2 separate regions of the Mus musculus genome follow, and region 2 is linked to region 1. Evidence: chromatin loops called from intact Hi-C (ENCODE). Cell type or tissue: left cerebral cortex. All regions are shown on one strand. Links, peaks and the distances in the headings refer to the core of each region. The heading gives the core; the rest is flanking DNA. Region 1 has its middle 41 kb from the start of Gm49415. Region 2 has its middle 3.8 kb from the start of Khdrbs3.

The links. Peaks named below come from ENCODE experiments on the same cell type or tissue, not always from the same donor. Only the 100,000 strongest peaks of a DNase experiment are listed, where the experiment ranks them.
Region 2: a loop joins it to region 1, with 2.8 times the contacts of the local background. A loop is called at or near these places in 3 of 42 quality-filtered maps.

What each region holds. Positions count from the first base shown.
Region 1 is chr15:68,713,306-68,716,118 of GRCm38, forward strand. It overlaps the pseudogene Gm7859. Among named protein-coding and RNA genes, the nearest start is that of Gm49415, 41 kb to the right of the region's middle. In left cerebral cortex, for the core only: no CTCF peak of the experiment used is centred there; a DNase peak (open chromatin) is centred at 1,271; H3K27ac peaks cover 1,680 bases.
Region 2 is chr15:68,923,258-68,926,070 of GRCm38, forward strand. No RefSeq gene overlaps it. Among named protein-coding and RNA genes, the nearest start is that of Khdrbs3, 3.8 kb to the right of the region's middle. In left cerebral cortex, for the core only: a CTCF peak has its summit at 1,028; DNase peaks (open chromatin) are centred at 374, 1,051, 1,745 and 2,286.

The sequences.
Region 1 (2,813 bases), core at 294-2,793:
TATTTTTTATATTTCACTAGCAACTCAAGGCAGCTAAAATCAGGAAAACACAAAGGACTTTCACATCCTAAGTGGAGGATAATGGATAGTGTACAATTGATACACGCTTAACATTTCTTATGCTGAAGTAATTTTGAGAGATCTTTGCTCCTTGCTGCTTATAAGTGATGAAATAGCATCCATAAAATGCAGGTCAAAAAAGCACAGCTTGAAAAAGCAATTAAAGCAACCCTCTATTGCTTTCCCCAGTCACCTCTTTGAAATTTATGCAGTAGGTCCACCTTTTCATGCCCCTAATAAAAACAATGCAAACTCACTCATAGCTTTTTAAGCCATTTTAAGTTCCAGCCATTGTCTTGATTTAGTACTCCAGTGCCCACTCAAAGATCTTAGCCCAAATGGGGTGATTTTATAGTGAGTCTTCTTCATTCTTTTGGGCATAGATAAGTTTGCAAGAGCCTGTGGTGGGGAAAGGTAGGACCTCTGTGGTGGGTTTCTCAATATCTGACTTGTGTTTTAACTGTTTAATGAATGACAACTTCTTTTTCCATTTCTATCTCTCTGGGACTGGAAGGGGTGAGAGGAGAGGGGCAAGTGAGAAGATCTGCTTTGGATGTCACTGCAGGATCTGTCAGAACCATTGACATTCCTGGATACTTCAGACATCTTACATTTACAAAAGCCTCTGAAAGTCCCCCACACCAGATAGAAGCAACTGCATTTTGGAAGATGTCTCCTTCCCTTCCTTTATTAACTGCTAGAATTCTGACTTTTTAAATAATGACATCTCACCACAACTTATATTATTAATTTCAAGGTACCTTCTCTGGCCATCTCTCAATGAAAAATGTCACACGTCACCTCACTGGTTTCTGGAAAAAGCTCCTGTGGCCTTTGCTCCAAGAAACCCTAGGTTTCTAAGCAGGCTCCATCAAGAAACTGGTGATTGGCCCTCTTCTCTGTGGTCCCTTGGTTAGGAGTGGATCTCAATGTAAGAAATACTTCCTGGAGCTTTGGGGTGACCCACAGAGGCCAAAATGCACAAAATGCACTGTTGCAGACATCTCTGCAGGTTTCCTCTCTCCGTCACTTTGACTTTCGTTGCAACTGCAGTGTGGATGAGGCTCTTTGGACAGGCGCCCTGACATTTCCTTTTCAGTTTTACCACTGGGAATCTGGATTTGAATTTCTCATGTGTTACCTCATGGCACTTGCCAGAGGCTTTGAATTTAACAGCCTGCTATAAATTTGCTTCAAGATATCTTGTGTGCCAAGAAGAGAATTTTTTTCCTCTCTCTTTCTCTCCCTCCTTCTCTTTTTGGTCTTTCATCCAAATGTTCTGTGCCTGTGCAACTCTGTGACTCAGTAGCTTAGACACATTCTCTAAGTCACGAGATGGAATGACTCACACCTGTTTTGTACTGTCTCTAAAGATGACACTGAGTCTTCAGGGAGGACGACAGCACTTGGTACAATTCAGGTAAGGTGGAAGCTAGACTGAAGAAAAAAATCCCTGGAAAATTAAGATGAGACACGACATCTGGTACTAAGGACAGACCATGGCATAAGGCATACCATTATGCTACATAGCACATCACTTTTTTTTGGAAACCTTTTATTAATAAACTTCCATAGCAGAGACTATAATTACAGGATCAGTAAAGATAAGTCCAATGGTTGTGGCCAAAGAAAATGCAGATTATTTAAGATGAATTTGCTTCTTTTTCATCTGATTCGTCATCATCCATCACCTGCTCTACACCTTCCACTTCTGGAATATAAAACTGCAGCATGTTCGAATCCCGCTCTTCAGGGTGATGATGGAGCTGGGGCAGCTGGGGCAGGAGCCCTGGAGCTTCAGCCGCACAATGCCATCTTCAAAGGCCCTGTAGATCACGTCGCCCCCATCCTCCTGCACAGTTGGCCGTATTCTAGTATCTAACAGTTCTTTAATCATTGCCACGACTCCGTCATCTTCCTCAGAGCCTGCTTCTCCCGGAGGCGGAGGCGTCTCCTCGGTCACTAGGGGTAAGCCAGATGCAAAGAAGTCCATAATTGTGGCATGAATGTCTGGTTTCAGTAAATTCCAGTCTAACTCTCCATTCTCCTTTGTGACTGTGATGAAATCTGGGCCGAAGAAGACGCTCTTCACACCTTCAATTCTGAATAACTGCCTGGCCAGAGGGGAGCGGAAAGCTGCAGCAGGGGTGGAGAAATCCATGGTCCTCGTCTCAAGAACCCGCTTTCCTGGTATAAACTTTAAGCTGTTGGGATTTGGGGTGTCTTGTGTTTGAATAAACATGTTACACAAGGATGCGCGCAGCGGGAAAAGTGGTCTCCGTACATATTGGTGCAGAGGTTGTTTCTTAAAGGTGTGTGGAGTCGCTACATGACAGAACCACCTGCACAGCCGGGCTACACCGACCGCTGCTCCCCATGCCCGCTCGGCCGCCGCCATCACTTCATTTTTAAAACAGCCATCCTCCTCTCCGAAGTAGTATTATTTCTTCAGATATTGCTCAGATGTTACTTTTTCTAGAAAGCTTGCTTGACCACAGACCATAGTAAGGCTGTGCTCTACTCTTTCAGAGCAAATTGCTGTTGAGTATTTATCACACCGGGCAGTAATTGTCTGCTTGCTCCTGAGCTTCTTCATTTATTATCTAAATGAAAACAAGACAGACAAGTGACTGTGTTATCATTTATCCTAAATGCCTGGTGCAAAGCCGACATTCATAGACGCTTAATAAACATTGTGTTTATGTGATAGTTAGGATAAGGTTAGGGTATCCTGTAGCAACAAATAACCCCCA
Region 2 (2,813 bases), core at 42-2,541, 210 kb after region 1:
CCAACACTGGTCATCTATCTGTACTGGACTTTAAAAATGTCATCACCTGACCAGCTTGCTGTGCATGTGTGAGTCTGATACTGCCAAAAAATATTTTATTTCTGATTATTTTACCAAACTCAAAATATGCAGTTTACTGAGCCCTCCTCTCCCCAAAAAACCCACCATGTAGACAAAATTGTTGTGTGTGTATCTTTATGCATCCTAACAGGAAACTGTGGGCTAGGAGATGGATGTGAATGTTTTTACTATCGTGGCAATAATGTTTTACATTTCAGCTGTGCTTTTCAAACTGTAGCATCTTACAAAGTGCCGGAGTGGGTGATAACTTGGTGCATTCCACCACCACATGCCACATTTTTAGAACAGTATGTGAAGGATACAGGGCAGCTCCCACATCAAGGAAACTAACAAAACCCATTTCCACCACGGCTAGATCAGAGAATGCATGGCAATTTCCATCCTGTCCTGGAACTCACGTTGTAGACTAGAACTACAGAAATCCTCCAATTCAGAAATCTGCCTGCCTCTGCCTCCCAAGTGCTGGGACTAAAGGCCTACGCCACCACACCGGCTGAGAACAATTGTTACTTGTTACACTTTCCAGGCTTAGAAATGGAGACAAAAGGATTTGGAATTACCATGGCCAGTAGGTGGGGTCAGATGGCTTTTCTGCACACACTTGGCTGTCACATTGAGGCCCCTGGACAGTGTTAATTCTTGTTCCTTTGTTGCTTCCTTTGCATGCCTACCTTTAAACACAGGAAGGCTTCCCCCGATGCTCCTTACTCTTGTTTTTCTTTGCATAACTCTTTTACTTTCTTTTGTTCTGCTCTCTCCCACTTTCTCGTTTTCTTTCCCCTACCTGCATTTCATTACCTTCTTCCCCTTTCATTTCCTTCACATTAGAATGTTCATTATTTTCCTTCTTAGGCTGACATGTCAGTCCTTGGAGTTCCTTTCAGTGGAGGCCAAAACCCAAGTGGCTGCCACACAGTTCGAACTTTTGAGGGAATGTGCTTCCGAATTTGGCCACGAGGGGGTGTGTGTGCAATAGCTGTGGCATCATCTTTGCTGAACAGGCGTTGACTGGGTAGCTTTGCTGCAGTAAAGAGAAACATGCAAGAGGACCTGGCCTTGCCATCCATCAGATTGAACGAGGACTTGCACGGAAAGCCTGTGAATACAGAGCAACAGGCTAGGTGTCTCTAGGTATGTGAGTGATTAAGCTGGAGGACATGATTCTCCTGTTTGTAGCCTGAGTGGAACAGAAATGATAGATTATCTGAGTGTACATATACGCATGTATGATCATGTGCATATGTGTTTCTCTTTGTGTACATATTATGTTCACGTGTATTCGAGGAAATGTATCTAATTCTCCTCCCAATGTCTGGACTGTTTCAACTTTCTTAGTCACACTTACTTGATGTTTGAGTTTCCTTCTGGCTGTCTTCTGCATTGAGTAGGGGCCTCGTGGAGTCACTCCTGATCTGTGGATGTGCTCTGAACATTGTGACTCCTGCCTTCCAAAGTGTCTCCTTTCCTTCCAGGGTTGCTTTCTACCCTTCCAGCCACACAGTCTAAGCTTGTGTAACCTGTTTTCTATGGCAAAAACTGGAGTCAGAGCCCAGAGTGGATCTTCTTGGTGTCTTTTGCTGTAACATGCTCATGATGGATTTCTAGGTGAGGCTATGCCATCTTTTGGTGTCCCCCTTACATAACAAAGCCACTGTCTCGAAGATTGGAGTAACAGTGATGTTAGAGAATTTATTTTTAAGGAGTGATCCCTGAATACATGACTGCTTGCATTGACCTGACTGCTCAACCAGACGCTGGGCTAAGGAGCTGAGAAGGCTCCAAGGACACAGAAGACAAAGACTCAGTGTGGTGAGCATGAACAAGAGCATAAATAACACTGGTGTAGAGAGAAGGAGGAGTCAGAAAGCATTAATGCTGTGTCTATGTGGAGGTTAGTGAGGTATAAATCTTAACTGACCCTTTCCCGGTGCTCAGAGATAATGCTTGCTGGGGAAAGATTGGTAGCTAGTAAGTAAGGGATATGGGGGCCAGAATGAGATTTGAACTTTTCCACTCATGAGAATGTAACATAGGGCTCATATCTCTTACACATTCAAAGGGAAGTTTGTAATGTGGGTAGCAATCCTTATATAGAAGAAAACTAGCTCACAGACACTGGCTGTGATTGGAGCATGCCCTGATGGTGTCAGGCACAGCAGCAGTGTGTGTGATTCACTGGAGCTGATGTCAGAGGCCAAGGGTCTGTCTCTCCCTGGGAAAGAAGGCCTGGAAGTCGGCGGAGATTATAAAATGACAACTATCCCTCTGGGGTTGCAGAGACTTGGCTGTGCTCCTTCTGGTAGCCTGGAATGATGGGTAACAGTGGCTTGGGAGATACTCCTTGCATCTCTGGGACTGAGAGTCAAGACAATGACTTGGAAAGGTAGTTATGTTCCCTTATGCCAGCTGAGGGACTCCATGGAGTGTGGACAGGAGATGTAAAGCCTTGTGTAAAGCCAACAGTGCCCTTGTGCCCTTGTCCAGAGGTGCCATTGGAGAAGACATCTTTTGCTTCTAAATCCAGAGCAGTCTCAGTCCACAGGAAGTGCTTGGCCAGAGCAGGGTATTCTAGAGAGATCTCTGGCCTAGAATCCCAAAGGCTTGAATTTATATCACTGCCGGCTGATGTCTGCAGGGGAGCTATTACTTTCTCCAAGACCCATCACCCATGGGATGGTAACTTCATGAAGAACAGCAGAGTAGCCAGCAAAACATGGAGGTGGTGCCCTGCC